Linked DNA regions of Mus musculus: region 2 is linked to region 1. The links are chromatin loops, found by intact Hi-C in ENCODE. Cell type or tissue: heart. All regions are shown on one strand. Each heading gives the region's core, and the rest is flanking DNA. Links, peaks and the distances in the headings are about the cores only.

Region 1 (5,379 bases), core at 251-5,250:
CCCCAGAGGTACTTCAGCTTCTCTCGCCTCAACTTCTTTTACTCTTCTCCAGACAGGTGTCAGGGTGACATTTCCCAAGTCTTGCTCCACAGAGGCTCATGCAGACTCCCAGAAGGGTTAGTATCCTTCCAGGCTCTCCTCTCCATCACTCACCTCTCCCTGTCTCAGTTGCTGCCTCCTGTCTGCTCATCCTTCAGGACTGATTAGGCAAAAAACCAAACAATTTTCCATTTGTAATGAAGATAAACAGACCAAATGATGTGGGTGAGAAACTTTTGTGAATGCAAAATATTGATGCATAGTAATTATTTTAAATGTTGCTAGGAATCTTGCGCTATACAAGAAAGCATTATTCCTTTAAAACTCTAAAAAGTTAGGCAGCCCCGTGGTTCGCTCTCAGAAGCTCACTTGTTTGCTTGCTTGTCTCTTTGGCTGGCTGGCAAGGGAAGTGAATGAATCCATGTCTGGATTCAAAAGTTTCGAGAGTGTGTACACACACACACACACACACACACACACAGAGAGAGAGAGAGAGAGAGAGAGAGAGAGAGAGAGAGAGAGAGAGAGCGCCCTTAGAATTCCCAGGATTAAAAAAAAAAAAAAAAAAAAAGCCGGCGTGGTGGCACACGCCTTTAATCCCAGCACTTGGGAGGCAGAGGCAAGCAGATTTCTGAGTTCGAGGTCTACAAAGTGAGTTCCAGGACAGCCAAGGCTACACAGAGAAACCCTGTCTCGAAAAAACAAAAAACAAAAACAAACCCAAAAAACAAAGAATTCCCAGGGTTCATTCCCCTCCAGTGTGGGTTGGTTTTTAAGGTTTTTCTTACAACCAGCCCTTGATCTTTAACCTGTCTAGACTTTAGTTGCTTATCATCTATGCAGAAATGATCCCCTTGCTGCTGGTACATAAGAGAGCAAAGGAGGCCTCATGTGTAATCAGCTCAGAGGATTTCCCCTCAGGCAGCTGCTATAATGCCATAAAACCAGAGACCTGCCATGATGTCATTCAAATTACAGAGTATATAACAATAGAAGTATCTTGTGAGCAGAAGGAATTCTCAAGTTTTGCCCTAGTAAGCACCATTTCATTTATTTCTATATACATGTTTCACATGGATACATTCTTAACTCATATTCCATACTGTGTTCTTTTATTTATCCAAAGTATTTCTCCATGCTTCAGAGTTTTAGCCAAGCGAACTGTACATCTGAATGCTGTTCTATTGTTTGGATAGAACGTAAAATGTCCCGGAGGCTGTACTTGAAGTTTTTTCTATAATAAATAACAACAGCATTTGGGAGGCAGAGATAGGTGGATCTCTGGGAGTTTGAGGCCAGCCTGGTCTACAGAGAGATTCCAGGACAGCCAGAGAAATCCTGTCTCAAAATGCCACAAAACAAAACTAAAAGATACTAAAGCCAACAAGTGGTGAAATTCTCTGAAGAGAGTTCAGACCTTCTAAACCTTATGTGATCTTGATGTGTGCTTGTACGTACACTTGGCTGAAGAAATAGTATCTAGGCAGTAACTCCAAGACAAAAAGTGCTTAAGAACAAGATAAGTCTGGGCATTCAATCCCTAACATTGCAAAATCAAAACAAAACCAGATAATAGAATCCAGAGAGATGGTCCTGGGGGTAAAAGCCCCTGGCTTGCAAGCCCCATGACCTGGGTTCAATGCTTGGACTCTACACAAAGAAGGGAGGAGAAAATCTGTTTTCCAAAGGTCTTCTCTGATCTCCACAGTGTGTGTATATGCATTCACACATCCACACACACACAGTCATGAACACACATAAAATAATAAAGTTTATTTTAAATTTTCAAAGGAGATAATTGTTAAAATCAAGACTGTTTGGCCAGGTGTGGTGGCACACACCTTTACTCTCAGCACTCAGTATAGGGAGAGGCAGGTAGATATCTCCGAGTTCGAGGTCAGCTTGGTCTACTTAGTGAGTTCTAGGACAGCCAGAACTATGTAGAGACCTTGCTTTAAAGAAATCAGGGTAGTTTGGGCACGGTAATGAGTCTGACCGGCATGAGATGGGATGGATTGGAGAAATCCAAAGCAAACTGAGCACGGAAGACAGGCCAGGTTTTCTCAGTAGAGGAGAGGCCAGGTAGCCCAAACCCTTTCGCTAACAGGGAGAGTCATCATCTGAGAATACAGAACTTCCCTCAACGTACTATTGCATCCCTCTCTCATGATACAATTTCTATGAGAACTGGAAGTCCTACCGTATTTAAAAGGAGATTAAGAGAGAACCTTTGACTCTCCCCTGCTTCTAGCTGCTGCACTGCTCCTGAATAGCATCTCAGTGCGAGGAAATGGCAGTAACTGTTCGCATGACCGTTGAAATCAGAGCCAAGTATTATACTTAAAATCTTGATTTTAGGAGCTGGTTAGATAGCCTGGTGGCTAAGAACACTTAGAGATTCTTTTTAAAATAATTAATTGGTTGAGAGTGTTTATGTGTGTGTGTATCAGCCCATCTGTCTGTCTGATTCTGTGTGTGTGTGTGTGTGTGTGTGTGTGTGTGTGTGTGTGTGTGTGTACACATGCCACACCACGTTTGGAAATCAGAAGACAAATGGAAGCAGTTCTTTCCTTTTACCATGAGGATCCTGGGGAACCTCAGACTGTTAGGCATGCCAATGAACACCTCTACTGGCTGAACCATCTTACCAGTCCTTTGTACTGTTTTTAGGGGGTAGGGGTTGGTAGTTAGCAAGAGCCTCACCCAAGATGGATGAAAGAATAAGGTGAAATGCCAGTTAGCACGTTTTTAAATTATTCATTTGCAAATTGGCTATGCTGCTCAAGCTCCACAGGGCACTGTGTGGAGCCAGAGAGCTGAGATTTTCTTCTACGTGAAATTTTAAGTTGATGCATTCCTAAGTGGCTTAATTTGAGTTTGCTTCCGTTCTTTTCCTGAATTGTCTGTCTTGATGTTTGGAGAATCCAGAGCATATGTGTTTAAATCTGACAAACACAGAAATAGGTGGAAGCAGACGCACAAAATGTTTGCCATTCCGAAAGGGAAACAAAACAGAGTAAAACCGTGCTTTCTTTGGTGCAGAGGGTGAGTGGCATTAAGCTCTGGCCCCGGGAAATATCAGTGCCAGACCCTGAGAAATGGTTGACACTGTACTAGTTGGTCTAAACTGATATTAGGTGGCTCACAGACTCTCGGGGATGGCCAGAGAGCAAAGCCCGGAAGGACACACAGCTGCAAGACTTGGATTGCAAGAACTTGGGATTGCCCCAGCAAGAACTCAGTGCCCTAGATGCCAGGCAAACACACTGCCCTCCTGCTGGCCGTGCTGGGCACTGGCTCTAGAAATTTACTGCTGCCATCTACTTAGCAGTGATTATAAAAATGGCCACATCATCCTCTCTCCTGTGCCCATCCATTTGCTTTCCCTTCTCCTGGAACTCTGTCCTCTCAGATAACTCGGGGCTCTTCACCTGTATGCTAGTTCAAGGCCAATACTAGTTACCAAAAGGACTGTGCTGATGCCAACCACCAGCAAGGGCTGTAAGCAAGGGCAGACAACTCTTCCCTGTGAGGGCCGCCTACCAGCCAACAGCTGCTTGCACACACAGCTTCTTTGTACGAAGTCCAGCTGCTCCGAGTCCCCCAAGCTCCCAGCTGCCATTTGCTCTATCCAGCTACATTCTTTACTAGAAAGTTGGAAGGTAAATTTCTTAGCAAGAGGTGCTGGGCAGTGCAGGCTCTGACGGTGCTCGGTTCCAGATTGATGAAATGAGTTTGCTCATGGGCAGGCTCAGACCTCAGAGGCAAAGCTGTGGCGGGGGGGTGGGGGGTGGGGGGGGGTGGAGGTGGCTCTGCCCACTTCCTTCTCTTTATTTCTATTCAGGCTTAAATGCCTGCCTTGCCCAAGGCTCATGCTGAGACCTGGACCTCAGTAACTCCAAAACACACACACCCTTTTCAGAGATCTGTAATTTCATCATATTCTTGACCAAATGAATCTAGCCACAGAGAGACACAAACTTTCCATTGGGATTTATTTTGCTACTCTATTTTGGCAAGTATGATTTCTTCCCCTCCCTTTCTTGCTTTTGAAACCCTATTCATTACAAGAAATATAGGTTTTCCAAAGCCTGGTTTTTAAAGTAAACTCATTATTAAACACATACATCTTGCCTTTCTAACTCTGGCTTGTAGGCTTGAAGACTGAGAGCCAGAACAGTATATGGCTTAGAAAGTGAAGTTCAGGTTGTGTTTGGCCGCAGAACCCGAATCTGGACTTGGAAGGCTAAAGATCTAGGCTGACCCACCCACCTCCCCTCAGCTCCAACAACCAGATCCTGCTCCCTGAAGCCAGGAGCCTCAGAACCCTAGCACAGGCTCCCAAGGCTGGCTTCCAGCTTGTGGTTGCAATTGAACACCAGTAAATTTAGGAAACAAGATGGAATTGTTTCTCATACGGATGAACAATTTATAACAATTACAAAGTATGAAATTGATGAAAAGCAATTAACCAAAAAGCAAGCTCTGTTGCAAATTTTTCATCCCCCAGTGACTATATGATACAAGTGTAAGTCAATTTAAAAAAAGAAGAGAATGGGAGCTATTATTAAATATGGAATAAGACACACACACACACACACCAGAAGATGGAAGGAATGTAGGAGCCCTGGGGCAGAAGGAGAACAAGCTACAGATTTGCCGGGAGGACAGGAGGAAAGTGGGGAAAGAGAGATGGCGCTTGGGTGCTCTGACGAGTTGAGGCAGGCTTCTGGCTGTCTCTGAGCTATGCTGAGGGGGAGGGAGAGAATGAGAACTAGGCTCTTGTTAAGCCCCCAGTTCTCTGAGCTTACTCCTCACCCTGCACAGGGAGGACGCTCATGGTATTTTCCTCACGAAGCAAGAAATGAAGACTGACCTGAGTCTTCACTTCTACCACACTCAAGACTGCGGGGGAGCTGGCAGAGACCGGGGAAGTTAAGATTCAGTCAAATGGGAAGGGGGTGGGGCGGGAGGTGGCCCCACTACCACATGCTCCTTTTGACCAAGCAGAATTCTGGTAAAATGAATGGAGCTGATTTTGAGAGCTGGGCTCAGTGACTCATGCCTATAATTCCAGGACCAGGGAGGCTGAGGCAGAAGGATTACAGCAGCAGGCTTGAATAGAGAGAGACCTTAGCTCAACATCTCTGCCCCCACCAAAACAATCAGCCAAGGATGTTTCAAAGTTATACTCACAGGTCCAGATTAAAAAGGAGGGATTTCTGCCTTTAAGATATCAAAACAGGATTCAGTCCTAAAATTACCCAAGGATACCTTGACTTAACTCCTGATAGCATGTCAAGATCTTCCCCAATCTTAGGAAAACATTTCTCCTTCACT
Region 2 (5,379 bases), core at 304-5,303, 84 kb after region 1:
AGAAGAAAAGAATGTATAAGGAGTCATGAAAATGTTTCTAAAAGTCTCTTTACATCCATTATGGTTGACTAAGTCCTGTGATAGACAAGCTGTTCTGTATCTGGGATGATACCATTGGGAAATATATTCCACAGGAATGTCCTATATAAACTCTGTGTGTGTGTGTGTATACATACATTTATATATACACACAAATGTATAAATTGGAAAAATTAAATACAATGGAAGTGAAATTCCCATGGAAGAAATTAGGCAACATATAAACATGTTTCTTCATCACTTTTCTTTTTAACATTTCTGTTTTCTTTTAATGACAAAGAAAGATTGTTTTCTCTATCGTGATGTATTTATATAACATGTGTTGAATCTATAGTTCGTCTACAGCAGTTCTACTACAGATATGTAAAGTGAGCTTCATGGCTCTCCATGTGCTATACTGCATATATGAAATGTCTAGAATTTATCTAGAGAAGCCTACTTCTTTCCCCCAAAAGGCATAACCCAAAACATTCGGCTATTTATCTTCTATAAACCACACAGCTCGTTCATCCCTTCCATGTTTCCTGTTGATAGTATTTCCCCCTGTCATAGCACAACTTCTCTTTCCTCTGGAAAGCTGGTCCTTAAAAAGAAAACCATAAAGACAACAACAAAATATAATCCTCATGGACTACAAAATGTCGCCCTGCTGCCGGTCACTCAAGAGGCATCCCTGGTGTAAGTGGAGAGTATGTTGCTCAGGCTGCCTTCTGCCCCAGTTGTGGATAATAGCCCTTTCACACAGCCCTCCCTAATCCAGCCTTGAGTTCATGCACCCAGAAAAATCCCTGGGCAGAGGTCGTATCGATATGATTGAGATGTTTGCAGAAACTCATGTCTGTCTGCTATTGTCTTCAAGTTCAGTCTTTTGCCAGACTAAGAAGCTTGACTCTGTCTTTCAACCTGTCCAGCCAGATACAGGGTTTCCCCAGCTGCCAAACTGGCTATGATCCAAAAAGTTTATTTTCAAATCATTTATCTGGGATCAGAAAGAGGTTTCCCAAAAGAACAATTTTGAACATGGCTGTGCTCACCTGGTTGAGCTACAGTGAACTTGAAATGCAACATTAACAGTGTGGTTCCCACCAACAAGTTATTTATCTTGTGTGTCTGGGAAAGTACTCTCTCAGTTCTGGTTCAAGGATGCTTTAAGTCCAACTCTCCCTGGACCCTGTAGTCTTTGCTGTAACTTTTTTTTAGAGCTGTTTAGTAGAAGAAAGCAAGAAACACAGAGGAGGTAAGTTACCTCCCTAAGAAGTGTAGGGGGTCCATGTAGACACTTCTGGGTGACTGGTTAATAACTGGGGGCTGGAGAAGAAACTCACCCATGTGGACCGACTGCTTCCCAAGCATTCTCAAGGAAGCACAAAGGGCGGGGGCTGTTTCCTGAATAGAGACAGCTTCTTTGTCAGATCATCATTAATAGAGAAAGGCTTTTTCAGTCAGACTGCATGTGTTGATTAAGCTTCTGGACTTGTAATTAGCCAGGGGAAATATTTAAAACTTCTTGGTCGGTGATGAGACAGTATCAGTAATGAAACATGGATTTCGTGCTAAGCCCCAGGTCTGACAAACAGTAAGTATTCCATTTTTTTTAAAAGCTAAGTACCGACTGAATGAGTTCCAAAGACTACAAGACCACAATTGGATGCATGTGTGGGCCAGTGACCTGCATTGTAACTCAGCATCTTTCAGGGCTCCCCTATCACTGGCTTTCTAGAATGTTCTAGGACATCTGTGTCACCTGTGAGAGCATATGTGTCTATCTATACCTGCCCCAAAGCAGGTCCTGGATCTCTCTATGTCCTTCTCTGCACATTTGTTTTTACACATTTCTAGTACAATCTCCTTGTTGCCAAGACAGAAGAAAGAAAGGAAGATGGGTGTTGGTAGGAAATGCCAATAAAGCTCTCTCTTAAGCCTAGGACTCTATCTGCTAGCTTCTGGCCTCACCTTTTTTTTTTTTCCTGGCCAACATTATGTACTAAAAAGACTGATACATTTTATTTATACTTTTTGTCAGTTGTTCCCATAACACACATAGACATATTCTAGGCTAGAACTTAGCCTGTGCAGCCAGCCGCCCTGCTTCTTATCCACTTCAGATTTTTAACTCGTATAATAATGTAAATTTATTTTTATAATGAAACTGCTTTGCAAAGAAATACACTATTACGGCTTCTTCGACTAAAATGTCTCCTCCCACCCCCAGCCTCACCCCTGTAAGTGTGTCTAACTGTCCACTTATTGTCTCGTGGACTGTACTTTCTTTTTAAAGCTCTATTTGTGTTCTACAAGACAGCCTCTTTCTCCAAGATTAACGTTTCTTATGATTGTTCCTGACAATGGATCTGCTTCCAGGAGGCCCTGCTTAGGATAACCAAAAAAGGGCATGGAGCCGGCTGGTTTTGGCAGCCTGCTCACGGTTTCAAGCTTTTTAGGACTTGGTTTTTCTGATGAGTGATATCCTGAGCATGCCTAGGGAATGACAGGCATCTGCACGGGCAGACAGCATCACCTTGGCTAGGGTGTCGTCATTGGCTGCCTATTAGAAAAACTACAGGACAATGCATACCACCGCCTGCTGACTGTAAACATAGGGGGTATGTGTTCACTTAGCATGGACTTCTGGGAGGGGCCAAGGAAGGGCGGTCTGCAGTTTTATTGAATAGAGCAGTGTGCATTAGGCTGCCTGCCTGCCTGCCTGCCTGCTTGCTCTCTTGCTGGGTTGCTTAAAGGAATCCCTGCTTTCAGACAGCAGGACATCCCTCCTTGGGAAGAAGTTGCTGCCCTAGAGGTAAGAGACAAAGTCTTTCTTTCTCCGCCTTCAGGGAAGCTGGGGCTGCTCTACAGGTTTCAGGCAACATTCCTGGCTAAGGCTGCTGGATATGCAAAATCTTTCAAGGCAGGCAACAGACCACGTAAATTCTCAAAGCCAGCGCCTGGACTTCCTGACCTGTTCCCAGAAGGTCAATGTGATGAAACTTCAAGTTTTGTTTATAGAGATGGCACAAACGGTGTCATCTCCTGGTGACAGGATCAGGGAGCACCAGCGCGTTTGCCCAGGATGCGCTTTTGTTCCAAGGGGGATGTGGTCTGTACCCGGAATCCTCAGGCCAGCAGCTGTGAGAGGATTCTGTCCCTTTAGCAGTTTCTTTCCCATCTTTGGTCAGCAGACATTTAAAGAGGATTCAGGTTTTAATTAAAAAAATAACATCAACGGCTTTTTACGTTGTTAAGACAAAGAATGTTTGTTTTGTTTTGTTGTGGGTTTGGGTTTTTGTTTTAAGCTAATTTTAAGCTAAGTAATGGGTTCCTCTTACTCTGCTACCAGGATTTTAGAAGTGGGATTTCAGAGATGTAAAGAAATAAGGTCAGAGTTCTACCACTAGCACCAACTCAGCGAGTGCCGCTCATCTGTTATTTGCTGAAATAGAAGATGCCTGCCCTGTTTGTTTTCTATAAACCGGAGCAGCAAGAGAATGTGTGCATGAGTGGGCGTGTGTGTAGAAATCATGGGTAACTGCCTACCAAAATATTTCTTGAGAAATCTTCATTTCTGTTGGAAAGTATGCCCCCCGAGGGTCTGAAAAGATAGGAGCTGGAGGAACGTTCCAGAAAGGAAGGAAAGGAGCTCTTATTTCCAAACAGACGTATTTGGGCATCTCAGTCAGTAGCGCAAGTTGGTAGTAGTCGGTAATTCCTTTTAGAAAGAGCCGATTGTAAAGGGTGGGGGAATTTCAGTGCCATGGCAATCCATGGTCAGAAACAGAGAGCAAAGAGCTTGGTATTCCCAGATCCCTGCTGGCAACGAGGCTCTGCGCGTGGGGCTGTAAATGGAAGCAGCACAGTCCCTTAGTGTTAGGCAAAACCAGACACGAGAACTAGAACTTACTGAAGACAAGGTGCCCTGCAGAAGAAGAGTAAGTCTGAGCAGTTAAATAATAATACTCATAGTAAGCTCTAGCGTTCCCAGGTGGCTGCTTCCATTTATGTTTGCCATAGACTGCGATGCCTTGAGGTTGGGACTTGCTAAGGAATCCTTGTGTTTAGAAGGGTGGGGATTTCTTGAGAAGTGACACGTGAGAACAGACTGCCCTGTGAGTTTCTTTCCCTGGAATGTCTCTGAGGAAGTGTGTAAGTGTGAGGGGAAGGCTGCAGGCAATCGTTTGCTCTGCTCGACTACTGTCCCTCCTCCAAAGACATCAAGTTCCAAACTTTGTACGGGGGGGTGGTGGTGGTGGTGGGGTTAATGTCAATGAAAACATGGAAAGCAATTTCTTTCTCAAGTATTCTCTAAACCACGAAGGGAATGCAGTTTGGAAGGAAATCTATAATCTTGGATTTGAGGATAAATTCCACTTTGAAGCCAACATCCTGGAGTGGCTGAAAGTTCATTTTCTCTATGACCAGTTTCTCCCATCCCCCTCACATGCTCCCCACCCCCAATCACTACAAAATAACATTTTCTGGAATAATACCGAGTGTGTTCTCCTAACACAGAGTGAGGGGCTTCAGTTCATGGTGACTGTCAGGCAGTTCTTGATGCTACTTTCTCCCGGTGAAGAACAATCTGGGAGAGCTTTCCCCTAATAGGGAGGTAAGTTGAGCTCTGTGAAGCCACAGCCTGGGAACTTTGATTCCATTAAAACCATCTAATGAAAAACATAGGAGAAGCTCTGGGTGAAAAAAGAATTGCAGAAAAGAATAGATCTTAGAACACGTGAAGAATGTATGTACTTAACCAGTTTACAGGCTAAGTGTGGGGTTGTTAGCATTTTTGAAAGGCAACAGAATGTGCAGTTTAAAGCATCCAAATTGAAGATTGCATTAGGCATGTGATTTATTTTTACACCTCAGAGAGAGAGAGAGAGAGAGAGAGAGAGAGAGAGAGAGAGAGAGAGAGAAGATGAAGAGACAGGTTGTGATTTCATAGTCAAGGGCTTAAAGGAGACACCTGAATGGATTTCCTGACAATTGGGACTATTCCCATTCTCCTTGGCTCCTCACTAGTCCCAAGCCTTGTCTGTTCTCTGCATGTAGAATAGGTTGGTTTAGAGGCGTGCCATAGAGTGGTTCCAGAGTCTAGCTTGGGTGTAAGCCTTTTCTTGAAAACTCACACAGTCCTGTCCACTTGTCATTCATGGTAGTTGATTACTGGTTAGTCACTCTTCAGTGAGATGAGAAGTGACTTAGAGATGAACGTGAGAAGGGTTTTGCCAGCTCCCCATCTGCCTGGTGTCTGTCACATGGCTTGGAAATGTGGTGGGGTGAGGCCATGGTTGGGGATGGGGGGGAGGGGGGAGGCTCGAAATGCTGACAATTCGGAATGCAAATGAC

Evidence for each region. Peaks named below come from ENCODE experiments on the same cell type or tissue, not always from the same donor. Only the 100,000 strongest peaks of a DNase experiment are listed, where the experiment ranks them.
Region 2: a loop joins it to region 1, with 2.2 times the contacts of the local background. A loop is called at or near these places in 2 of 42 quality-filtered maps.

The regions. Positions count from the first base shown.
Region 1 is chr6:34,512,003-34,517,381 of GRCm38, forward strand. No RefSeq gene overlaps it. Among named protein-coding and RNA genes, the nearest start is that of Gm52898, 2.9 kb to the left of the region's middle. In heart, for the core only: a CTCF peak has its summit at 2,827; no DNase peak of the experiment used is centred there; H3K27ac peaks cover 1,851 bases.
Region 2 is chr6:34,595,830-34,601,208 of GRCm38, forward strand. It overlaps Cald1 (caldesmon 1), which reads left to right and starts at 2,675. Exons shown (of 14, transcript NM_001347100.1): 1 at 2,675-2,836. In heart, for the core only: no CTCF peak of the experiment used is centred there; a DNase peak (open chromatin) is centred at 2,662; H3K4me3 peaks cover 2,904 bases; H3K27ac peaks cover 4,412 bases.